Regions from separate parts of the Mus musculus genome. Here all the other regions are linked to region 3. Evidence: chromatin loops called from intact Hi-C (ENCODE). Cell type or tissue: heart. All regions are shown on one strand. Region 1 overlaps Cux2 (cut-like homeobox 2). Region 2 overlaps Cux2 (cut-like homeobox 2). Region 3 has its middle 11 kb from the start of Myl2. Region 4 overlaps Cux2 (cut-like homeobox 2). Region 5 overlaps Cux2 (cut-like homeobox 2).

Region 1 (5,000 bases), 220 kb after region 3:
CACCGAGGGGGCACTTGGGCTGAGGGGCTGGACAAGGATGCCCTTGGACTTCTTCATGCCCCAGGATCACTGCAATTCATGAGGCAGAAGAATCCAGACCGGGGATGTAGGCTGGGCATTTGCTGGGTGATGCTTCCCAGGTTCAGGGTCACAGGTAGACCCAAGGCTCCCAGTGACTTCCCTGGACCCTGACTCTAGCTGGATACTGGAACTTTAATAAGAACTCAGGAGTCAGGGGAGGGGTGTCTATACCCTACCCTACAGCCGACCCCCAGGGCATGGCCCACAGCTTAAAATTGCCCTTCTTCCCACAAATGGCTCAGTGGCCCTGTAGCCTTGTGACCTTCGCCAAGATGGCAGGCTCATTATTGGTCTCTTAAATGGGAAGTGCTGGGTGGCCTGAGTGACTAGGCACTGGAGGCATTAGACCCCTGGGGTGACTGTGACTCCCTTCCTGCTTGCTAGGATAATGTCCCCAATGGCAGCAGGTGGGTCCCACAAGCTAGCATTTGAAGGGGGTCTGAGGAGGTGGGGTTCGAGAATGAGGGACAACAGCAAGCATGGGTATTTATGGCTTCTGAGACCTATAGCTAGTCCCTCATCCTGTCCCCCCATTACCCCATATCCTCTGTCTCTGCTCTCTCTCTCTCTCCCTTTCTAACCATCTCTCTTGCCTCTGCACATCCCTCCCCTCCATCACAATTGGTCCCTCTGCACCTCTGTCTGTCTGTCTGTCTGTGCATCCCCCCTGGTGTTCTAGAGGAAGACCCCTCGGAGGATGACTCCATCAAGGGCTCACTGGGCACGGAGCCCCCCTACCCTCCTCAGCTTCCACCTCCGCCAGGCCCGGAAGACCCGCTGTCCCCAAGCCCTGCGCAGCCCCTGCTGGGCCCCAGCCTGGGTCCTGATGGGCCAAGGACTTTCTCGCTGTCCCCCTTCCCCAGCCTGGCCCCGGGGGAGAGGCTGGCTGGGGACTCACTGCTATCCAAACATATGATGGGCCCAGCTGCCTTCAAAGGGGAGACGGGAAACCTGCTGGCATTCCCCCCGACTTTCTACGGTGGTGCCAAGCCTCCATCAGCTCCTGCTGCCTCCGTGCCCTGCCCCGAGCCCACAGGGGCCCCGGAGGCTGTGGATGGGGCTGGGCCAGAGGAGGAGCAGCTGGACACGGCTGAGATCGCCTTTCAGGTGAAGGAGCAACTTCTCAAGCACAACATTGGCCAGCGCGTGTTTGGCCACTATGTGCTGGGACTGTCGCAGGGCTCGGTGAGTGAGATCCTGGCCCGGCCCAAGCCGTGGCGTAAGCTCACGGTGAAAGGCAAGGAGCCCTTCATCAAGATGAAGCAGTTCCTGTCGGATGAGCAGAATGTGCTGGCCCTGCGCACCATCCAGGTGAGGCAGCGAGGTAAGCCACGGAGGAGCCCCACCGCCATCCAGAGCTGTGGGTGACCCCGGGGTGGGTGAGCCACCACCCTGTGCCTTGGTTTCCCTATTTCGAGGGACAGACTCGTGACCTTGCTCCCTCCTGCACTGGGCCACCCCTCCCTCCCTCTGCAGCCCTTTCTGGGCAGTTAAGCCCCAGCTCTGGGCTGATTCCTCAGTTTCCACCTCCCACCCCATTCTCGACATTGGCCCGTGGGGGAGGGGCTAAAAGGACCCAGAGCTCCGAACTGCTTAAGAAGTGTCCGCTGTTGCCATAATCATCCTGGCCCATTAACCAGCCCTAACCACTGACCTAGCACGCACAGGGTCCTAGTTCCAGCCCCAAAGCCGGAGTCACTACACCACCTACCATTTGTCACCCTCCCCACCCACCCCAGGACAATCTGGTCCATACCCTCCTGCCCACCTCCAGGGCCTGACCCCGCCCCCTGCAGGCCCCACAGCCGCCACCTTCGTGCCCCTCCCAGGCAGCATCACCCCGAGAATCCGCACACCTGAGACAGGCTCGGACGACGCCATCAAGAGCATCCTGGAGCAGGCCAAGAAGGAGATAGAGTCTCAGAAGGGGGGTAAGTGTGGCCTCTGCCCATGACCTCTGATCCTTGCCTGCATCTCCTCTATCATCCCAGGGTGTTCCCAGGTCAGTTGTAACCTCCAGGGCCCCAGAAGGGCCTTCCTGGAACACACGCAGGTATGCCACAGCTCAGGTCTCTCCCGTGTCTCACTACCTGCCCCATAACAAAATCTCAGCTGTTCAGCAAGACATCCGGACCCTGAGACTATCCCCTTTCCCAGGACATCTAGCCAAGCGCCACTCTCTTAAGTGTCACCTCCTCCAGGAAGCCCCCCCCCCCTATCCTGGTATGCTTCCCACTGTGGCCTACAGTACCAAATACAAGATAGCAGGACTGGCCATAAATCCTGGTTCAGCTGTTGATTAGCTGTGTGGCCTTGTATTGATGACTTGACCTCTCTGTGCTTCCCTCCTCTCATCTTTAAGACGGGAATGATATTAGCTCTCCTTTCTGAAGGCTAAGGGGATCACCAGCCAGGGGCAGGTACACAGAAGACTGTAGGCAGAGTCTTAGAGTCAAAACCACCTTCTTTGTTGTGATCCTGCCTGCCATCAATGGCTCTGGCCTTGTCCCTGCCAATGGCTTGGGGGCTTCTATGGCTAGGCCAAGTTATACACTTAACACCCTGCAGTGTTGGTTGCCTGGGATCCTGGGATGCTGGGCTCAGTTCTCCCACCCCACTGTGCGGTGTCTGCTGCCCCCTGCTGGTGGATCCGTGCATGTATTCCAGTTGCAAAGTCCTATGAGGAAAATCTATCCGTGACTGTGGCCTTCAGTGGAGACCCGCCTCTGTCCCTAGGAGAGGCCACAGGAGAGGGAGTTTACCCTGCCCTACCAGCTAATCCTCTGAGCCATTCATGATTTTTTTTTTTAAATACAGGGTTTCTGTGTGTAGCTTTGGCTGTCCTGGAACTTTTTCTGGAGACCAGACAGGCCTTGAACTCAAAAGAGTTCTTACTTACTCTTACTGGGACACCTTAGCCTCCCAATTGCTGGGATTAAAGGTGTGCCCCACCACCACCACCATCATCACCACCAGGCTCCCACTGAATGCTAGTCCGGAGCTGCAGATGTGAAGCGTGAGCTGCAGATGTGGCTGAGGCGTAGCAGCACAGCCTTGAGTTCAGTTACACAGACCCTGGGTGTCTGACGTTCTCAGTGCTTCCCCCAGGGTCAGAAACAGACTCGGAAGCATTAAAGTCAGCAGCGGGGCTGAAGGGAGTGTTCACACTCAGTACTAAGCTATAAGGGTGGCCACTCCCACTTCTACCTCCTACCCCAATATGTTCCAAACAGCTGGGAAGGCCCAGCCCAGGGCACCAGGCATGGCCGAATGCCAGCTCCAGGCGTGTTCTTGACAAAACCAAAGGAAGTGTCCAGGGTGGAGGTGGGTGGGCAGGCATTTATACAAGCTGCTCATAACAATGACAGGCTAGTCAGTGCTGGTGGTGGTGGTGGTGGTGGTGGTGGTGGCGGCGGCGGAGGCGGTGCACGCCTTTAATCCCAGCACTCAGGAGACAGAGGCAGGCGGATCTCTGAGTTCGAGGCCTACACTCTGGTCTACAGAGTGAGTTCCAGGACAGCCAGAGCTACACAGAGAAACCCTGTCTCGAAAAGAGAGAGACAGAGACAAAGACAAGCCGCTTCCCACTTCAGCCTCCCCAGCCTGTTGCTGGACTTTGAAGTCATGTGACTGGCACTTCCTGGGTTGTCATCCCTTCCTGTTTTAAATGTTTTTCTAGGTTCCTACTTGGATCCACGCTGGGTTACTTTCCGAGACTCAATGCTGGTCTATTGCTTTTAGTTTGAAAAACAAAATGTCATTCTAATGGCTGTGTCGTGGGCCCAAGGGTGGAGGCTACCCAGGGACACAGGATCATGGAGGAAGGCCATGGTGACCTGTCTGGCTCAGTAGTCAGAGAACACTGTCTAGAAGGGAGAGAGAGGCAGCCCCTAGTCACACCCGGCTCCATTGCTGTCCTGAGACACGGCCTGGGTCTGTGACATCCTCTCTGCTTACTCCTTGTGTGGACTTCCTGTTTGTCTTCCTTTGCTTATTCATAGAACCAACTGAGCCCCTGGGACTTATGACTCCGACCCAAGACTCTGTGTGCGTCTGACCTGACACTCCCCCTCCCCTCCCCCCCTCCCCGCTCCTCCCCTTCTCTTCCCTCTCAGATAGCTGTCAGCCTGGTTTTTTCCTATCAGTCCATTGATGAGACTTTCCCCTGCACCTTGTGGTTTAATTAGCTTGCTTGGTAGCTTGTGGAGACTTAGACTTTGAATCACCTTCCCTTCCCCCACCCCAACCCTGAGACAAGCTTTCTCTGTGTAGCCCTGGCTGTCCTAGACTCACTCTGTAGACCAGGCTGGCCTCTAACAAACTCCCAGAGACCCGCCTGCCTCTGCCTCCTGATTGCTGGGATTAAAGGTATGCCCGACCTCATTAACCACTGGTTTTTCTTTTTCTTTTTTTTTTTTTTTTTTTTTTTTTTGGTTTTTCGAGACAGGGTTTCTCTGTATAGCCCTGGCTGTCCTGAAGCTCACTTTGTAGACCAGGCTGGCCTGGAACTCAGAAATCTGCCTGCCTCTGCCTCCCGAGTGCTGGGATTAAAGGCATGCGCCACCACGCCCGGCTGTTTTTTCTTTGGATGGTTGGGTTTCCACCACGGGCTTTTGCTATAGAATTCATGAGCGCATCTTTGAGTTACTGCCTCTTTCTTGACCTTCTTAGGCTTTCACGAGGTTGGTTTGTATAAATGTATAACAGCGTGTATAAAAGGCGTGCTTTTTGTGGGTTTTGGCTTTGTTTTTTTTGTTTGTTTGTTTTGGGTTTTTTTTTTCAATATTTATTTAATGTAAGTACACTGTAGCTGTCTTCAGACACACCAAAAGAGAACATCAGATTTCATTACAGATGGTTGTGAGCCACCATGTGGTTGCTGGGATTTGAACTCAGGACCTTTGGAAGAGTAGGTGCTT
Region 2 (5,000 bases), 140 kb after region 3:
AAATTTACTGCTCTCCCGCTGGGCAGGCAGCCCCTCTCGGCGGCCTGGGCTATGAGACAGGCCAGCCGCTGGCTGCCGGCCAGGGCCAGGCTGTTTTGATGGAAGCCATGAAAAGCTCTGGCTTGGAAGGCGCCGGCGATAATGCACCGGCTAGACTCTCCTGATTGGCCGATCGATCGGCCTGATTTGATTTATTGATCAATCCCCTCAAATTTGGCGTCTGAGAAGCTGCAGTGATCTTTAACTGCGGTGAACGTCTCCGCCTGCCGGAGAATGAGCCCCCACTAAGGAATGTATGAAAGGAACCGGGGCTTATCTTAATCACACACCGGCCTGGTGCTGGCCGAGCCCCGCCGTGCGCCGCCCCATCGCCCGGGCAGCCCTGCGCTGATCTATAAATTGATGGAATTCAAAGCCTCCAGCATCGATTACCGTTATAACAAACAGCGGTGCGCAGAATGTCTGATTATTTTTAGACAAAGATTCTGTTCTCTCAGCAGCAATTTTGCTGAGCCTGTCACTGGCTCAGAAGTCTGTTGATTGCAATTAGATGCAAATACAAAAAAAAAAAATTAAACTCTGCAGCCTCTCTCCTGTTTCCAGTTATTAAATCTCTCTCTTTGTTTGCCGTTTCCTCATGATATCTACAGCTGGGTGAGATACTTGGTTGGCAGAACAAGATCCTTGGGATCCGATGAAGAAGTGGGGCGGGGGTGGGGATGCCCTGACCTGCATACTGGATAATTTCCATGGGGGTGGGGCGTGACTTATCTTGGGGGAGGGGAACCCACAGAAGGTGTGTAAGGATTTCCACTAAAAGAGTGCAAAGGTTCCAGGCAGAGTGATGCTTGCTTTTTGTCCCAGCACTCTGGAGGTAGAGGCTGGAGTTTAAGATCAGGAGTTTAAGGTCATCATTAGCCACATGGTAGAGTCAGGGCTAGCCTGGGAAACATGAGTCTTGGGGGATCAGAGAAGGGGGGAAGATGAAAGATAAAGGTATTTAAGGTAGTGCTTTGGAGGCAGACTGCTCACAAATTCAAGACCAGCCTGGACTGAGTAGTTAAATCCTGTGTCAAAAAAAAAAAAAAAAAAAAAAAAAAATGAAAACCAACACAAGAGGCTGCAGGTGTCTCAGTGGCCCCATGAGTAAAGAGGCTCTTAGTGTGTGCTCCTAGGTAAAACCCCAAACACAGCAGCATGTTTCTGGAATCCCAGTGCTTTGAGGTCAGATGTGTGCAAAGACAGGAAGAGGCACATCTGATAAAGATGGAAAGCAAACGAAGAAAATAACTAATGCCGACTCCTGTGTGCATGCACAGGCCCGCACACACGGGGGTGGGGGTGGCTGGGCTGGATGCAGAGGTGTTAAAACCCAGCTCAGGACATCAAGCGCAGACTCAGAGCCAGTTGAGCATCTCTGATGAGTGGGTGTGGTCTACCGGTTCTTCATGGCATCTGAGACCTTACCAGGTGTGCAGGCCCCATCCTGGGAACCCCTCAGCCTCGGAGGTGGGTGCCACTTGGAATAATGAGTTTCCACACAGGGACCACAGGTGGCACCCTTTCTGCACTGGCAGAACAAGCTTCAGGCAATTGTGGGTACAAGCAAAGTAGGTACCCCCTGTTGCCCAGCCTGGCGGCCAGCATCCTGGCTCTTGAAGAGCCCATCCGTCATCCTGGCATCCTCTGGTTGATCTGTGTTCTTGGAACCATTAGCCCCAGAGTCCTTGACAGGGGAATAGCTGTGAAGCTGAGCCCATCAGTGGGGCAGCAGAGACTGACAATTCATTATGCGGTTGGATGGAGAGAGGACTCAGGTGACAGTGCCAAGGCCTCTTGGTTCCCAAAAGCCAGCTCCACTCGGAATTGGCAGCCTTGGGCTAATTTTAGAACACTCGACATTGATAATACAGGAGGAGGGGCTGCGGCTTGGACTCTGGGATCAGATGGACTGGGCTCAGGAAGACATCAAGGCCAAGGACATCTCTTCCACTGCCCTGGAAGGATCCCACAGGAGAGCAGGTGGGGAGCCTGAAGGGTCACCATGGGACAGGTCAGAGGTCAAATACCTGCTCCTTGCATACCACCAGCTGCTGCAGATCCCAAGCCAGCAGCCTCCATGTACCTTCCTGTTCCTAGCTGCCCGGGTTCAGGAGACTGTTATACAGACACCAAGGGGCCTGCCCAAGGTTGCACAGTAAAGAAGTCCAAGAGTAAGCTGGGGTTTGGAGCTGAGGGTCTCATTTCACGGAGGAGAAAATGTCATCAGTGTTGAATGGATGGATGGACAGACAGAAGGATGGATGGATGGATGGATGGATGGATGGATGGATGGATGGATGAATAATGCAGGAGCCTCCTGTGAGGATCTGTCTGGGCTCCTGAATAGCCAAGGATAACCAGGCTGTCTTTCTGCACAGGCCTGGAGTGGGGAACCTGGTTCCTATTTATGGGCATTGAGAGAAACCAGTTTGGTCTCACTCAGAAGTTTCTGTGCAAGGACGCTCTGGGTACAAGGACGCTTCGGGGTGCTCTTCCAGGAGGCCCCTTGCACTAGGATATCCGGAAGCAGATGCTCTCATGGACCACCTGTCTGGGAACTACGCCGCTTTGGGCTGATGATCAGGGACACCAACTGCAAGGTCACATTGACCTTGGCTGGGACCCCAGGTTCACTCTGTTCTCCATGACCTCGGGTGCATAAGCAAACATCTGCAGTCCCCTCCTTGTCCTGGTGACTAAGGTCACAGGCAGCAGACATATCTATACATCCCTATGGTCAAGCCACGAACTCTGTTTGGTCTGCTGCCCCCTGGAGGACAGTTGTGGCTAACACAGGCATATGGCCTTGGGAACTCTCCAGACCAGGCCCAACAGGAGCCAAGTGACTCTCCAAAGTCACTGAGCTCACGGCCACCCAACCCGTTCTCTTTCTTGACAACCAAGGAAGATTGCCTTCTGGGCAGTGGTTTGTCTGTGTCTCTCCTCCGGCCCCTCTTCATTTCTCTGTCCTGACCCATTTGTAAGACAGGCCTCTGCGTGACTGTAAAGAGAGAGAACCCCTCACAGGTGGGGGCAGCAACAGCAAAAACAGGGTCTTTCGGGGAGGAGCCAGGAACAGCTGCCACACTGACAAGCAACCCTGTCTGTCCCCCACAAGCCCACGTTGGTGTCTTTTAAATACATCCATTTGCGAACACCTACAATGGATATCTAGGGGTTACCAGAGGCATATCAACAGAGCGGACGTTGACAGTGATGTGCGTGTCCCTGCATCGAGGATCAGAAACAACCTGTGTTCACGAAGAGGAAATCATAAATAACTTAAGTGTCCAGGAGTGGGGGGTTTAAAATGACCTACGAGAGGACTGGATAAATGGCTCGGTAGTTGAAGTGCTTTGGCGTGAAGGCCTGTATTCCCATACCGTGTGGAAGGCCAGGCATGGCTACACACTTATATATCCCAGCATGAGGGAGGCAATGGATTCCTTGTGCTCTTTGGTCAGACGTCTTAGACAAATCAATGTTCTAGGTTCCTGTGGGCGACTCTTTCTCTCTCCATGGGTATGATGCTTGAGATTGACCTCTGGTCTCCATACACGCAAACGTGTATGTACATACATGCTCACATCTGTACATACATGCACAATTCACACACACAAACATACACACTCTGGCAGAAACACAAAACTACAGCAAGAATAACCTCTTGTTTCCATGCGTGAAGGATTCAGACTAATCATGTGTCCGTGAAGATTGTCCGTGTGTGTTGGGGACTAACAGTGATCTACTGTCGGTTGGGAGAGCTGAGCTCATGGGTGAAGTCACATCCCCATAGAATGCCCTGTAGCTGTGAAAATGAGAGAGATGCCTTGCGTGTGAACGTGAAGGCTTAGGCGTGGTGAACCTGTGCAGACGGCTCACCGAGCAAGCAGACATGGGTGACACCCATTGCAGGAGCAAAGAGAGTTTTGCGGAGTGACTGGGGTGGCGTAGGCGTCTCTAAGTGGACATTGATGGTGACCACATCCAGGGAACGATACCCTGTGCTGAGTCCCTTCACTGTGTCAGTGACTGTCTTCACCGATGACTTCAGACAGACAAACAAAACACCAGGTTTTTACTCTTAGAAACCCATGCAGGGACATGAACGCAGATTCTTGGCATCAGATATGGGCACAGATACAGGCTACTACTTGTTGGCTGGGTGCCCTTGGCTCGGTGGTGGCATCGCGGTGCCTCCCTTGGCTGGCCTGGTCAGTGGCAGCCGTGAGCTGTGGTGGCTAATGTCTGCATAGCTGCTAGCCAAGTCCTGTCATGGCTGAGACCTCATCTTGGGAGAACGGCTGTCTTTTGGCAGCTCTAAGTCCAGAGCTCTTCCTGAAGAGGCACAGGTGGGTCCCCAAGTCCCTGGGAATCCCATACTTCCTTCTAAGCTCCCAGCCACGGGCTATCTGCAGAGTCCAGCTTCTGTCTCCTAAGAGAGGCCTGGGGCACGCAACAGGGCCCTGCTGTGCCCGCTGATGTGGTTGGAGCTAGACGGGCCCTGTCTTCCTGCAGCCTCTTGTCTTCTGTGTTCCCTGATTTCCTGGCTTCCTCCCAGAGATGCTGTCACAAGCCATCACTGCCCTTTACTCCCTTCCGTTGCTTTTCTCCCTTAGACCTGGTGTAGCCCGAACAGTGACAGGGCTTCCTGGAAGCTGTGACATTTGAGCAGAGCTCCCAAGTACAGCTGCACCGTGGGATGGTAGCCAGAGCGTACTGTGGAGAGAGGAGCATGTGAAAAGGTCCTGTGGTTGAGAGGAACAAGGGTGAGCTGAGCCTACTGCAGCCATAGGTGGAGGAGGAGGAGAATGGCACCACCGTTTGCCAGCTGCACATGGTGTGACCTTGTCACTCCGTGCCTCTCTGTAGGGCCAGAGTTAGGAACCAGGAGGGCTGCCTTGAGGTACAGATCACACGCAGTATCTGTGACTGGGCCTGATGTAGAGCCAGGCTGT
Region 3 (5,000 bases):
CAAATCTTTCTCTGATTCATCACTTTGTCTGCCACTCAATTAGGCATCACTTTCAAACTGGCTGCTCCCTTCCACAATCTAACTTTTCCTTCATTGTTTGGGATTAAAGGTGTGTACGAAAGCACGTCTGCGTTCTAGTCGGAGGGATTAAAGGTAAAGCTAAGGCCGAATCACACCACAATTGGAAACTGGTTTTGCCAGTCAATAACACAGTCTCAGGGTTCACAATGTGATCAAATAAAATACCTCGCAGCAGGTTGTCAACTTGGCTCTTGTGGGAAGAGGCGCTCACCTGAAGAACTGTCCCATTCAGGTGGGCACATCTGTGGGGTATTTTCTTGGTTGCTGATTGATGTGGAGTAATGGGTAGCCCACTGTGGCTTATACAAGAAAGCAGCCCGAGCAAGCCACAGACAGCACGGTAGTACATAGCTTCCTCCTGGGTTCGTTCCTTGAGCTCTGGCCTGGCTTCCAGCGATAACAGACTAACCCAGAAGCCAGAATTTGTCCTTTCCTCCTCTTGTTAGCTTTTGGTCATGATGCTTATCACAGCAACAGAAAGCGCACCAGCACAACATGCTTAAATGGAAAGCTTAAAAACCTGTGGGAAACCAGAGAATTTCCAGAAAGATCTCTGGGGAGTTGGACTTGACTGTCAGCTGAAGGATCTTAAGGTAAGATCTGTCTCCGAGAAAGGCCCATCCCCAGCTCTAGGAGGTCTGTGCCCTGACCCAGGCACTACAGGCAAGAGGCTATGCCTCCTCCCGCCTAGAAAGTTTCGGCAGGCTGCCTGTCCTGTCCATCTCTAGCGGCAGTTCCGCAGCCTGCCGGCAGGGGGAACACGGCCCCAGGCTCTGCGCTGCTTAGGGGACTGTGCAGTCGCGTGGGAGAGGGGGCGTGGAGGGGATTGCTGTTAGATTTGTCCCCGCCGCCTTGGTCATGGCATCTGGCTCACCAGTAGTTGAGGCTTTTGGGAGCCAGGGATCGGAGGGCCCTAGGGTTGGAACTCAGGCCTAGCGGATGCTACACACTCATAATTTGATTCTGGATGTAAACTCTAGCAGGGAGTGTCACTCACTATCAAAGCCCGAGAGACCTGGTGTCACCACAGGGGACCCCCAGGACATGGTTTATTTGTTTTAATTTAATTTAATAATTTTTTAGATATAACCTCCTAGGCTAGCCTTGACCTCACAGCCCTCCTGCCTCAGCCCCCCTGAATACTGGGCTCACACTTCCTTGGTACTGAGTCACTTGTTCTCAGAGTGGCCCCTTGGAGTCTGCAAGGCTGGCCTGGAGTCATCTCCTCCTCCTCCTCCTCTTCTTTCCTCTCTCTTTCTCTCTAACTTTCTCGCTCTTTCTTTTTTTGAGACAGGGTTTCTCTGTGTAGCTCTGTCTGTGTTGGAACTCTCTCTGTAGACCAGGTTAGCCTTGAACTCAGAGATCCACCTGCCTCTGGGATGGAAGGTGTGCACCCTGGCTCCAGGATTTTTTCCTTTACAAGTGCAGATTCTATGATTTGTCTGCCACAAATCTTTACCACACTTGAGCTGTGAAGACAGTCTCTGGTGTTGCTTCTGAGACGTTTCATTGTTTCAGGGTTTGCCTTTATCTATCATCCATGTCAAGGTAATTTTGTAGGGAGAGCCAAGTGTGAGTGAACAAACTTGTTTTTCTTATTTACTTTTTACATAGGGAAGACCAGTGTATTGTACTACCAAATTGTATAGGCAACTTCCAAATTGAAAGCCAGTTGCCTATAGGTGAGGAGGTCCTTAGTTTCCTGTGTGCCTCTGCTACCCACACCACGCAGCTCTAAGGTGACCCTTGAATCAAGTGATGGGGCTGGAGAGATGGCTAAGTTAAGAACACTTGTATCAGGCTGTGGTGGCACAGGCCTTTAATCCCAGCACTTGGGAGGCAGAGGCAGGTGGATTTCTGAGTTGGAGGCCAGCCTGGTCTACAGAGTGAGTTCCAGGACAGCCAAGGCTACACAGAGAAACCTTGTCTGAAAAAACCAAAAAAAAAAAAAAAAAAAAAAAAAAAAGAGAGAAGGAAAAGAGTGATCAGTACTCTTAATTACTGAGCTACCTCTCCAGCCCCTATATTTTGTTTATTTTAAAATGTATGCGCTGTTTCTGCTGAGACAAGTTCTCTGTATTATGTAGCTTTGGCTGTCCCTGGAACGCACTGAGAAGACAGCAGTTCTCAACCTGTGGGTCCCGACCCCCCCTTTTTTCACAAAGGTCGAATATCAAATATCTGGCATATCAGATACTTACATTATGACTTATAACAGTAGCAAAATTAAAATTATGATGTAGTAACGAAAATGATTTTTATGGTTAGGGGTCACCACAACACGAAGAACTGTATTAAGGGCTCTTAGCGTTAGGAAGGCTAAGAACCGCTGATGTAGACTAGGCTGATCTCAAATGCACAGAAATTCATCTACTCCTGCTGGGATTGATTAAAGGCGTAAGCCACCACACCTGGCTTTTTTTTTTAATTTTTAAAAAAAGATTATTTATTATATCTAAGTACCCTGTAGTTGTCTTCAGACATACCAGAAGAGGGCGTCAGATCTTATTACGGATGGTTGTGAGCCACCATGTGGTTGCTGGAATTTGAACTCAGGACCTTTGGAAGGGTAGCTGGTGCTCTTAACCACTGAGCCATCTCTTCAGCCCCACACCTGGCTTTTTAATGTTTTTGAGACAGAATTTGCAGCTCGGACCAGCCTTGAACTTCTAGCAATTCTCTTGCCTCAGGCTCTTGAGTGCTGTTCCAGGTTTCCAGGCCTGTCCCCCTGGAGGCCTTCAGGGCCTGGTGTGGTCTCAGGAGGCCACTACTCCCTCTGTTCCTCCACCCCTGTCTGCCCTCTCTCCCTGCCCTGGAGCTCCATTAACAGGAGGTGCCAGGAGCAAGGCCCATCCCCAGGCTGGACCAGCAGAGCTGGAGGGCTCGTTCGCATTGCTAGTCAGAACTTCTCCACAAGGTGGCGGTATGACACAGCCCACTGTTCTCCAGGAGCCCTGTTTTAAGCCACACTTAGACACAAGCCCTGCTCGGTCCTCTTATGTGTCCCAGACTACTGAACCCAGGAACTGAGACATGGGTGTCGCCTCTGTATGGGAGCATGGTGGAGCACTGAAGACCACCTCAGAAACTTTGATGTCACAGGATGAGGAAGACGCCTGTATTAAAAAAAAAAAATTCTTCATGGCTTACATCAGAAAGCCCCTCATGTCTCGTCATTACCGAGTGCGTTTCTTTTGTCTTTCTAGAAGTATCTCTGGGGATTTTAGGGAATAAAACTGGTGTTCGTGAAAGGTGGTTCTGAAATTCTGGGGATTTAGAGGCTGATGGCTAAGGAAGTGTCTTAGTTATTGTTCTAGTCCCGTGACGTGAATCCATGCACATCTCGGCGGGGGCACAGTGGCAGGCGAGCGTGGTGCTGGAGAGGTAGCTGAGAGCTCACACCAGGTCTCTAAGTTATAGGCAGAGAGAGAGGAGAGAGACAGAGAGACAGAGAGACAGACACAGACAGACAGACTTGGCCTGTCATGTTCTTTTGAAACCTCAAAGCCACATCTCCAGCGACACCTCCTCCTCCAACAAGTCCATACCCCCCTAATCCTTCCTAAACGGTCCATCAACTGGGGACCAACCGTTCAAACATATGAGCCTACGGGACCATTCTCATTCAAGCCACCACACAGCAATTACTTCACACCATACAATCTCTCTTTAGAAATAGATGCCTGTATGTTTTTAATGTACATGGGTGTTCTGTTGGTATGTGTATCAGCGCACTGGAAGAAGGTATGGGATCCATGGGACTGCAGTTATAGGAAGCTGTGAGCAGCCTTGGAGGTGCTGAGCATCGAACTTCAGACCTCTGGAAGAGCAGCCAGTGCTCCTAACCACTGAGCAATCTCCCTAGGACCTTACATCATATCATCTCAAACTTGAATAGACTAACTTAAACACAGGTGGTGGTGTACTGGCTGGTTTTGTGTGTCAACTTGACACAGGTTGGAGTTATCACAGAGAAAGGAGCTTCAGTTGAGGAAATGCCTCCATGAGATCCAGCTGTAAGGCATTTTCTCAATTAGTGATCAAGGGGGAAAGGTCCCTTGTGGGTGGTGCCAGCTCTGGGCTGGCAGTCTTGGGTTCTATAAGAAAGCAGGCTGAGCAAGCCAGGGGAAGCAAGCCAGTAAGTAACATCCCTCCATGGCCTCTGCATCAGCTCCTGCTTTCTGACCTGCTTGAGTTCTAGTCCTGACTTTCTTTGGTGATGAACAACAGTGTGGAAGTGTAAGCTGAATAAACCCTTTCCTCCCCAACTTGCTTCTTGGTCATGATGTTTGTGCAGGAATAGAGACTCTGACTAAGACAGGTGTCAAATAACACAAAAACTCTTCTTTTCATTTTATTAGGGAAGGGTTTTTTTTTTTTTAACTGTGTTTTACTTGAACTCATGATTCTCCTACCTTGGCCTCCTGAGTCACAGGGCAGTGGAAGTGCAGGCAGGATGATATCCCACCAAAGCTTAGTGTGTGAGAGTGTGAGTGCATGCATGTGTGTGTATATATGTGTGCGTGCCTGCATGCACGTGTGTGTGCATGTGTGTGTGTGTGTGTGTGTGTGTATGCATGTGCACATGTTCCTAGCATGTCTTAGCAGTCATGTCTTTGCTGGGCACAGGGGAAATGCCAGCAAGGCTTTCTGAGGCTCCTGTGACCCTCATTACTGGTGAAGGGCCCCAGCAGTGACAGGTTCTCAGCTCCAGTACCTGCCTTTTCTTCTGCTACATTAGAAGCAGGCTTACCCATCATGCCTAAGCCACGTTGTTGGGCCCCACCTGCGGGCTTAGATTTTGTTTTCAAGCCTATTTTATTTAGGGTTCTTAAATGCTTTCTAGCCTTCTAGCCAACCTATCAGAGGTAGGAGAAAAGAAAGATAGATAGGAAATGGGAGTTGTGGCCCTGTTTAGA
Region 4 (5,000 bases), 90 kb after region 3:
TCTACATGTACAGGGGTGCGTATAAGTGCATTTGAACATGGGTGCACGCACAGGGTATGTGGACAGTGTGCCGTGTGGGTGCGCGGTGTGTGAGCGTTCTGCATGAGTGATGGTACGGGCACACGTGAGCGTATGTGACACATGCAAGCTGCATGTGTGTGTACATAGGGCACTCCTTTGGCTCCTGCCAGAGCGGGGCTGCCACAGACCTGCCTGGCCCTGGAAGGCTGGGGCAGGCTGAGGGAACAGGCAGGCTGCACCCCAGCTGGCCCCAGATCCCGTTCCAAGGCTGTGGCTGGGTCTACTCTACCCGGCCCTGCTGCCAGGGGTTAGATATGCTTGCTGTCTGTAGTACTGTAGGCTTTGTGGCCCCATGGATGACAAATACTGCCCTTTCCCCCCTGGCTCCCCTAGCTCCTTCAAGGAAGGTGTCTCCACCATCAGGATGGCTCTGTGTTCTTTGGGATACAGCCTGCCCCCTTTACTCTTCAGGGAGCCTAGTGGCTAGCCAGTTGCTCCTAGCCAGGGAAACCTGTCCCCTGCCTGGGTCCACCTACCGTAGGACGTGTCACAAACCGGAAGTCAGGCACCTCATGATACACAGTGGACCTAGCTTATGTCCAGAGTAGTGTGTCAGATGCTGTTCATCCTTGAGCACGTTGCTTGGCTTCTCTGAATCTCCTAGCAGCAGCTGAAAATGGATTTGGGAGAGCTTCAGGGGTGGTGGCTGTTCCTTGTTTGTTACTGAGAAAAGTCTTTCTTGATCAGTACAGGTCTGCATGCCAGGTGGCATGGGTTGTGTAATCCTAGCCATGTGTGACCCTAGCCAGGTCATCCTATCCGTGCCTCAGTCTCCCTACCCGTCGGGTGACGTGATTAACCGTGCCTGCCTCTCGCTGATGCTGTGAGGGTGTCTTCTCGTTTTTACATAAAAGGTTACAGAGCATGCACTATTGTTGTTATTTCTGGAACAGCGGAACGCAGATTAAAACAGCCCCCAGCCTGCAAGCTTGCACGCTTCCATTGTTAAAGCCCGTGTGGGGGCTGCTTCTCTGAAGCTCTGCCCGTGTTGGGTAACATGGCTTGGGGTTGCAGGGTGGTGCCCCGTGGGTGGGCCGCTCTGCCCTCGTCTCTTCAGTAAATTGGCACAGTAGGTCCCAACTTGGCTGAAGCCACCCTGGGCAGAAGCATCTGGCAGGGTGCTGGCAGCACTCACTCAGCGCTGGTCCGCCCGGCCAGCATCGGGCTTGTGGCGGCTGTGGCAGCTCAAACTGGCACATGCTCTCGCTAGAGCCGACTGACATGTGAATGTTGGTGGCAGGCCTCGGAAGCAAGGGTGTGTGGTGGTGCCCCAGAGCCTGGCACCGTACTGTGCCCAGAGTCAACATGCCCTTCAGCCGCTGTGAAGAGCTCAGGGCTGCAGCACCGTGCATGGCCTGGGTGGGTAGAAGGTATTCAGGGATACTCCCCAAAGCACTTAACCAAACCCCGTTTTCCAGGTTCCTGTAGAAGTCTGGTTTCTCTAGTAGCCAGCTGCCTAATCTCTCTGGCCCCCTCTAGCTACTTATATTTTTTTCCTGTTTAAAAATTGGGTGTATAATCTGTGTGGGGTTGCCTACACATTTAATCTCAGCACTTGGGAGGCAGAGGCCAGCGGATCTCTGAGTTCGAGGCCAGCCTGGTCTACAAAAACCAAAATAATAATAATAATAATAATAATAATAATAATAATAATAATAAATGTGTGTATGTACAGGCATGTGCACATCACAGCATGTGTGTGGAAGTCAGAAGACAGCTTGAGGGAGTCGGTTCTCCCCTTTTATCATGTGGGTCCCAGGGATCAAACTCAGGTTACCAGCCTCAGTGGTAGGCACCTTAGCCCGCTGAGCCGTCTTACTGGCTCCACCTTACCCATTTAAACTGGTGGCTGGCATAGGAAGTGAATTCTAAAATCACTTCCTGTATCGTTTCCTCTTTCTTGAGGAAGTTGTCCTTGCTGGTTTAATGAAGATATTGAGACAATATGAAGACTGAGGCAGAGGGTTAGAGTTTTACTCAGTGGCTACCGGTACCTACCTGAGTCCTGCAGAGTCCTGCCTCCAGGGGGCGCTCTCTCATCTAAGAGGTTTGTGGGCAGAGCCTCTTCCCTTCACCCTATAACAGACCCATGCATTTCCCTAACAGAAGGCCAGGTTAGGTAGCTGGCCCTACCATGCTAGGGACATTATGAAACTCCAGGCCCTTCCAGGGGGATCCCACGGACACAGATAAAGGTTGTCACTGGCTGAGGTGGCCTGAAAGTTCCAGGCTTGGCTTCAGACATGGCTGACTGTACTTAGCTTCTGGGAAGCGGTTGTCTCGGCAGGCAACTCCCACCCCCGCTTTCAGCAGCCCCTCACTGGCAGCTGCAGTAAATGAACAACGTGGGTGTCACACTGGAGGGTCCCTCTGCCCAGGTGGTAAGTGGCTCTCACCACCTTTGCTCACCACCCTGTCCCCGTCAAGCCCCGCCCTGGCTCTGTGGCTGCTGGTGCCGTGCTTGTGGCTGTATCTTTAGCCTTTTGGGGGCACATGAGGTCCTGTTCCATACCTGACCTGGTTGGTACCCTGGCATCTTGTGACCTTTCTCCCCAGCCAGCATCTGTCCTTGGCTGATCTGCCCAGTGGCTCTGTGCTGTCCCTAAATAGCCTCAGGGCCACACTGAGGGTTCAGGTGCCAAGATTCATGGCCCAACTTTGCCCCCTGCTCCCCCCTTCTTTCTGTGCAGCATGTCTGGAATATTAGGGGCAATTTAGAGGGAATGTTGTCTTAACTACACTAAGGTGGGAGTCTGGGGCCACTGAAGGAAGGCCATGGCCTTGGGGGCCCCTCGCCAGATCATTTGAATTGATAGGTGACGGGTATTGATTTCTCTCTCCCCTGCAAGGGCTGAGGGGTAGTGACTCAGCAAAGGAAGATGGTTTGAAATTCAGGACTGGCCTGGGAGGAGGACCAGGGAGCTCCCCCTGCCCCTGCTGGCCAGAGCTGTGCGGGAGGGCAGTGACTTTCTCAATGCCTCCCCTCACAGGGAGGGAGGGCTCTGGAACCAACAGAAGCCTGCCCTTGTCTCCTCCTCCCCACCCCCACCCCCGGTTCCAACACCCCCCCCCCCCCAATGTGACTGTGTGCCAATGGCTTTCTCTCCCTGTGACTCAGTTTCCTAGTAGATGTGGCTGGAGAGTGAGTACTCTCGCCTCGCCGGGGGACTGTGCTGTGGACAGAGAGTCCCATCTCCTGGTAGATGACAGGCATTCTGACTGAAGCTGTGACTCATCCCAAGAGCTTTGACTGTGGCGCTGGGATGGGGTGGAGGCCTCTCGCAGGTTGGGCAAAAGGTCTGCCACCAAGCTGTACCCCACAACCCCAGGGAGGAGGTTTAGTTGCTAGCAGATAGGCAATACAGTTTATGAGACACCAAAAGAGAGGCCGTGAGCCCTGGGGAATCCTAGAGGGCTTCCTGGAGGAGATCTTTGAATGACATCACCTCTGACAACGCGTGACCGAAAGGGGTGGTACGGAAGACACAGAATTGTGTTAGGACTTTATGGACAGATAGGAATGTATACAAGTCTCAGGAGATACAGGAGGACAATGGCTGTCCACTGGGGACAGGAGAGAGGACAGGGATGGGGAGAGGTAAGGACATTATGCAGCTATGTTGGGTCAGCCACCCATGTGAGATGGTCAGTGAGTGGACAAGCTGTGGTGACATCGGGCAGTAGCCACATGCTCCACACAGTGCTGAGTGACAGCCTACCATGCCGTGGAAACCACAACCCTGTCCCTGTTTCTCGAACCCTCTGAATCTGCCCAGACCCCAGCTATCCCACTGCTCTATCCTGGCTTGCAGACCCCTCCTCGGGCCCAGGCTACAGCTTTCCAGTCTCTTCTGTGACACTGGGGCACACCGATGCTCACCAGGGTTCCCAGCTAATCCATAGGGCACGGTTGTCATTCTGAAGTTACATTTTGTTGTCCCCTGAGCTGGGCCTCAACCTGGGCAAAACCAGAAGTCTCCAGGGCCGCCACAGCTACCCATTTGTGTGTGGGCCCATGTACGCGAAGGTCGGGGCCCCAAAACTGGGCATTGCTGACAAGTCCCTAGTCCAGAGCCTGTTTCTGCTCCATTTAGTCACCATCATGATTTTTTTTTTAAAGATAGGTTCTGATGTAGCCCAGGCTAGTGCTGAGCTTGCTAGGATGGCCTTGGGCTTGTGCTCTTCCTGCATTCCCCCACTCCCCGCAGTGCATCACCATCGCACCTGACTTACATGGTGCTAGGTGGGTACCTCCTCAACAGGGCCACCTCCAGCAGAGCCACCTCCCAGCCTCAGTCCCCTTTAAAGCAGCACAAGTTCTTCAGTCTTGGTCCTTCCAAACCCGGCACTTCGGATGTGGTCTGACCTTTCTGCTCTGCAGGCCGCCTGTCCTCTTAACGCCTGCCTGCAGGTTGTGTGGCTTGAGCAGCCGTGTCGGAAGAGGGAGAGCGTGTCCTCGTCCTCAGGGCACCCCGTCAGGAGGTGCCACAGTGGTCCCTGCCGTGGCTGCTACTGACCTGATGTCAACTGGCTTCTCCCCGAAAGGGTTACTCCTCCCCTGTGAGGGATCAATAAGTTTCCAGTGGGGGAAACGTTTGGCCAGTTGCCCTGCTGCTCGTTCTTTTGGCCCCACTAATTTTAGCATCCAGGATGCCCCTTCCCTTGAATGCTGACTGCCGTGGGGTGCAACCCCGGGTCATTTTCTGACTCCAACATCCTTTTTACATTGATGAGTCAATGTGCGTTCTCTCCCCCTCTGGTGGTTTATCTTCACAGTTATTTATTCATGTTTCACAAACTTGAGGCTTCTGATGTCATTCTATTTCCCCTCCTCCCTGCCCCCAAACTTCCCCTTTCTGTCCCCGTCCCCTCCCCACCATGTATGTATGTGTCTTTAAGTCCCACATACTTGGGAAGGC
Region 5 (5,000 bases), 200 kb after region 3:
AAGCCTGGGTACTCAGAGGTCACAAGAAGCCTGGAGAGCCCAACGCTGACTTCCACGTCTGTGACTTCCCAGGTCTCCTCCTGTGAAGGAGGGAGAGGGGGAGGGAGGGAAGAGACACAGGGATGCCACATCCCAGCTGTCATGGAGCTAGAAAACAAGGAGTCTTAACGGATGGAGGCCAGCCACACAAACGGCCCCTTTAGGGGCTCTAATTCATTTTCAAGACATTTAAGAATAACACAGTGCTTTAATGATTTCTTCGGGGAATCAGGAAGACGTATTTTTGTGCTCATTAAATGTTATCCGCAGACATGAGAAGCAAATGTCAGATGGGGAGGTTTTGGGGGGCTTGGAGTGCAAGTGTGCGCGTATATGTGTGTGTGTACATATATGTGTGTGTGTACACACACATACACGCACACACATACACACACACACACACACTTCTATGCAGCCGGGATGCACCGACTCTCCTTTGGTCTATGTCTTGACAGGCAAATTATTTGTCGCAGCCCTCCCACCCCCCAAGTCCTGATTCAACATTTCCGTCTGAATGAGTGGCTCCTGCCAGCACGAGTCCTTGGCAGGCAGCGAGACACAGCCTGATTGCTCAGCAACTATTTTGATAAGTGCGCAGTCCGTGTATCTGTAATTACGGAAGAAAACCGTAAATCTTTTGGATATTGTTCGCACAGATGTGGCACGAAGTGAGAAGAAGAAAAAAAAAAACCAGTAAAATGTGTTAAAAGCGTAATTAATGTCATTGTTGTGAGAGAAGACTTGATTTAAACCCCTTGGCTTCGGCGTGCCGTGTTGACAGCCGATGTCTTCACTGCACACGAGCCAAGTCGTGGGGGGGACCCGGCCCGGCCTCAGCAGGAGAACTTGGGGACCTGGTGACTAGAACACAGGAAAAAGAAAAGGGGTACAAAAGGAGAGAGAGAGAGTCAGGGAGGCTGAGGGGGATATGAGGACATGAGGACACTCGGCTGAGCCCGCTACAAGGCAGGTGAGTGGCCCAGATGGCTTCTTGGATTTTGTTGGGGTTTCTAAAACTCCCTGCAGGTGCCTCTTGCTCCGTAGTATCTTCCGGGGTGAAACTGCAGGCAGAGGGGAGAAGTTTCCTTTGTCCTCAGTGACCTGAGCCCAGAACCTCGCCCTCTCTGCTCTCTGGGTCTTTAGGAAAAGAGAGGGTCGTACACCCTTCTGGTGGACTGGCGTGAGGGTTTGATGCTCTGTGCGTGAGCGTGTTTAGGGAAACATCCCATAGCCTGTGGGCGTCGGAGTCCAAGGGATGCAAGCGTCTATTGTGGATCTCACAGGGTGGTTACCTGTCTAGCACTCAGGGAGCCGGGTGGGTGTTGCTGAGTCTGTGCTGTAAGGAGCTGCCTGGCCAGGTTTCGGGTTTTTTAATGCATCTTCCCAGCCTAAAAGAACAAAAGAAGAAAGATACAAAAGAAGAAAGAAAGTAGCTTTGCTTTACACACCCTCTGCTCAGAGGACAGGAAAGCAGAAAGACAGAGAGCTGCTGTCGGCTGCCTTCTCTTGTCCTGCATTGACTTCTGTGGAGTGGTGTCTGAACACCCACACCCCCACACCCCACTCCCCCCCCCCCCCCCCCCCCCCCCCCCCCGTGTAGCCACACCTTCCCCTTCCCCGGCATGCCTGTGGGTCCTCCCTGTGAGACTCCAGACCCCGCAGCCTCAGTGTGGTTCTTTCTCTTCTGTGGGTGTTCCTGGTGTCCTGAGCTCCTCCCCACACTGCCCATGTGCTGAGGGCTAGTGCTGTGACACAGGGTTCCTTGGATGAGAGAGAAAAATGTGGGAAAGTACATAGAAACCTTGTCTTGATCCCAGACCCTGTGGTCAGAACAAATGAGGTTGTTTCCCCTGGTTGGGCTGCCCAGCTTTTTTTACTCTTTACCCAGTGTGCTGTTTGACCAACTCTTTGCGCAGTTCCTCCATTTATAGCAGGACTTAATTATTATTGATTTGTCCATGCTCTTTGTATATTAGGGACAGGGGCATTGGTACCGGTAGACATGTTTGGCATCTTCTCTGTTAAACGGACTTTTGCTTTTTAACTTTGTTCATAGCCTCTCGTATACATCGTACCTAGTAGACATTCAAGCAATGATTTCTAGAAAGTAGAGAATCTTACCAAATCTTTCTTTCTGTGTCCTATTTTTAAACACATTCTCACCTGAAGTTTAGAATTGGGTTTTTTGTTTTTTTGTTTTTTGTTTTTGTTTTTTTAGTATTCCTGCGATCTTCTTTTAAATTTTTAAATCTAAGCCATGTGAAATGTATTTTTGATGAAAGCAGGAGGTAAAATCACTAGTTTAGAGTTTTGTCCCAAATGACTAATTTTAGCGCCATCTAGTGATCAAGCCACCTTCACCTCCATGGAAAAGACATTTTAGTGTAACTGGGAACAGTGATGGCCCCTACTGCCCCTACTTACATCCCCTCCTCTTCCTCTTCCTCCTCCTCCTTCTCCTCTTCCCCTTCTTCGTCTTCTTCTGCATCTTCCTCTCCTTTTCTCCTTCCTCTTCCTCCCCTCCTCTTTCTCCTCCTTTCCTTCCTTCTTTTCTTCTTCCTCTTCCTCCTCCTCCTCCCTCCTCTCTCCTTCTCTCCTTCCTTCCCTCCCTCGTGTTCCTTAGGTGTCATAAGAACACAGAGAACAACTTCACATGAGCTCAGACGGAAGGCCCAGGTACCATGTTGCCTGGACATTTCTAGGTGTTGTCTGTGTGACAGGCATCATGCTAGCTCCTCACAGGCACAAGCTCACTGACAAAGGCCCCCAACACAAACACACTCACACACACACTCATACATCCGCACCTGTGGTTCTCAGTGTCCAACCTTGCTGTAGAATTCATTTGAAAATACAGGACTTTGGGAAAATGTCCATCAGAGATTTGTGCTGTGGAAAGAGGGGGCACCCAGTAAGCGGAGTGTCACAACCAGCCCTTTAGGAGCGCTGGCCTGGGAGATGGGGAGTGCCAACATATCTCTCCAGGTGTGAACCCCCAGAGCTGAGGGAAGCAAAGAGCTGCAAATGTGTGTGTGTGGGGGGGGGGCAGAGGAAGAAGGGCTCTGGGCACCAGGGATGGGCCAGGCCCCTCTCTGCTGTCTTGTCTTACCGCTTCCTCCATGCCTGCCCTTCCCCAGGCCCGTGGGACACACAGCAGAGAACACCCAGCCTGCCGTCTGGTACACACCTCTCCCCCTGCGCCTCTCATTCGACAAATATTCAGTGCTTGCTGCTGTTTGTTGGCCTCTCTCCTACCACAGGGGCATGGTGCTGAGCAAGACAGACCTTTTCCTTCCACCCCAGGAGGTTCCACGTGCTTCACACACATACACACCACACACACACACAGAGCCGTGTTTGCATTATGACACACATGTTGTGCCCTGGAAACTGACTCTCCCTCTCTGGGCTGCTGTCTCTTCTCCACAGATGAGCTCCTCCCCCTCCCACCTTGAATGAGACAGAGCCTCAAGCGCCTAGTAGCTGCTCAGCTAACAGCGGCTGCCGCTGACCCCATCAGTGCCAGGGAGGGAGACCCTCATGCTAGGCACCTCTGCGGCCTCAGAGCCAGCCAGCACAAGCCGTTGTGGGGAGAAAGGAGCCAGCAGGCTCCTAGCTGTCCTGAAGGAAGGGACGTGTGCCCATCTGCTAAGGAAAAGTTAGGACTCTGGATTGAAATCAGTGTCTGTGCCGCCCACACGGCCACCGCCCAAGCCCAGATGGGAACAGGCTGCTGCCTGGGCTCAAGCTTTGGGGAGCGTGCGCATACTTCTGCATATTTGTTCCTAAGGAGCCTCGTGGCCAGCCTTCTGGCTACGGCGTCCCAAAAAAATCCTCAGTGTGCCACTTCGGGCGGACACAGAGGGAGGGGAGGTCCACCCTTCTCTCCCTGTCTCTCCAGCCCCTGTCTCCCACCCTGAGCATCAGCAGGTGACCAGGTGACCAGGCTTTCCCTGTTATTTACAAGGATGCCCCAACCCCATTATTAGCCACCCATCAATCAAGAGCAGGCCATAGCCCTGAGCCACCCTGTCACCTTCCTCACCTGTGGTCACCTCGGCCTGTGGTCCCCCTCTTTAGAGGTCCAATCAGTTTAATTTGTCCACAAACTCCTTCGCTCCTACACTTTGGGTTTGGGGGCTCCCAAACCCAAGATTTGCTTTTGAGAAATCTCAGACCAAAAAGCTGCTGTGTCCCCAGGGCCGCTGTTTCACTCCCTCCAAATGGGCCCTAGCTGTAGGAGCCACTGGAGAAGCAAGCAGTCTTGTCTGTCACTTACTATATCCCTGGCCAGGCTGAAAGGAGTGGAGGGGCCTCGCCTGGGTGCCAGTGGCCTCTCTGAGACCCGTACCCTCACCGGTAACTGGGCCCTGTGGTCATGAGGACCCAGTGAGGCCTTGTTCCTGGGACAGCAGTTCTAGTGGGTAGTGGGTGGGTAGTGCAGGGAGAGGGGAGTTGGGCGGGAATGGGGAGATGAGTGGCCTCCGTTCCTCACCCTGCCCTGGGCTGTTTCTCCAGACGCATCCTGTAGACTAGAACATTCTCCTTTATCACCATGCTGGCTCTGCCTACTGTCACTCCCAGACAGGTCCTGCCTGCCCAGCCTAAACAGGAGCCCATTCTCTCTGACATGGCCTCATCTGTCCCTTGCCCCCTCTGTCCATTCTGAGTGGCAGCTGCAGGGTTCTCCTCTCTGCCACCGCTCCCACAGCCCAAACCGTCCTCAGTACAGAGCAGCCCCTGGCAGTGCCTGGCTGGAGGAGGAGCCATGCCTGACACTTAGTTCAGGAGCAACAACGGTGAACTCGAACTCGTGGCTGCTGCTGTAACAAGCTTGCACCCCACAGTCCTGGAAGTCAGGCGCCACTGAAGCCCAAGGCTCCCTAAACTACCTTCCCAGCCAATGTCAAAGTCAGGATTGGACCTTGAGCCTCCTATCCTGGTTCCTCTGCGTTTCCTCT

The links. A loop is a pair of places that touch in the nucleus more often than their neighbours do. Peaks named below come from ENCODE experiments on the same cell type or tissue, not always from the same donor. Only the 100,000 strongest peaks of a DNase experiment are listed, where the experiment ranks them.
Region 1: a loop joins it to region 3, with 10 times the contacts of the local background. A loop is called at or near these places in 26 of 42 quality-filtered maps.
Region 2: it touches region 3 in a loop (5-fold over the local background); 22 of 42 quality-filtered maps call a loop at or near these places.
Region 4: a loop joins it to region 3, with 2.6 times the contacts of the local background. A loop is called at or near these places in 5 of 42 quality-filtered maps.
Region 5: it touches region 3 in a loop (2.8-fold over the local background); 13 of 42 quality-filtered maps call a loop at or near these places.

What each region holds. Positions count from the first base shown.
Region 1 is chr5:121,870,062-121,875,061 of GRCm38, reverse strand. Cux2 (cut-like homeobox 2) reads left to right here. Exons shown (of 23, transcript NM_001312908.1): 16 at 761-1,405; 17 at 1,911-2,012. All of the region lies in intron 1 of Gm52785 (a long non-coding RNA gene), which reads right to left. Among named protein-coding and RNA genes, the nearest start is that of Gm52785, 5.2 kb to the right of the region's middle. In heart, a CTCF peak has its summit at 2,726 (motif pointing left); DNase peaks (open chromatin) are centred at 2,711 and 4,021; H3K27me3 peaks cover 1,406 bases.
Region 2 is chr5:121,943,825-121,948,824 of GRCm38, reverse strand. The region is part of intron 2 of Cux2 (cut-like homeobox 2); the gene reads left to right. Among named protein-coding and RNA genes, the nearest start is that of Gm52785, 79 kb to the right of the region's middle. In heart, a CTCF peak has its summit at 2,808 (motif pointing left); DNase peaks (open chromatin) are centred at 84 and 2,014; H3K4me3 peaks cover 790 bases; H3K27ac peaks cover 1,361 bases.
Region 3 is chr5:122,087,096-122,092,095 of GRCm38, reverse strand. No RefSeq gene overlaps it. Among named protein-coding and RNA genes, the nearest start is that of Myl2, 11 kb to the left of the region's middle. In heart, CTCF peaks have their summits at 827 (motif pointing right) and 2,990 (motif pointing right); a DNase peak (open chromatin) is centred at 2,985; H3K27ac peaks cover 1,640 bases; H3K27me3 peaks cover 362 bases.
Region 4 is chr5:121,996,783-122,001,782 of GRCm38, reverse strand. All of the region lies in intron 2 of Cux2 (cut-like homeobox 2), which reads left to right. Among named protein-coding and RNA genes, the nearest start is that of Cux2, 51 kb to the left of the region's middle. In heart, a CTCF peak has its summit at 2,099 (motif pointing right); DNase peaks (open chromatin) are centred at 1,262 and 2,532; H3K27ac peaks cover 298 bases; H3K27me3 peaks cover 279 bases.
Region 5 is chr5:121,891,161-121,896,160 of GRCm38, reverse strand. The region is part of intron 5 of Cux2 (cut-like homeobox 2); the gene reads left to right. Gm52785 (a long non-coding RNA gene) reads right to left here. Exons shown (of 3, transcript XR_003955779.1): 2 at 2,847-2,928; 3 at 1,678-1,800. Among named protein-coding and RNA genes, the nearest start is that of Gm52785, 26 kb to the right of the region's middle. In heart, a CTCF peak has its summit at 2,375 (motif pointing left); no DNase peak of the experiment used is centred here; H3K27me3 peaks cover 483 bases.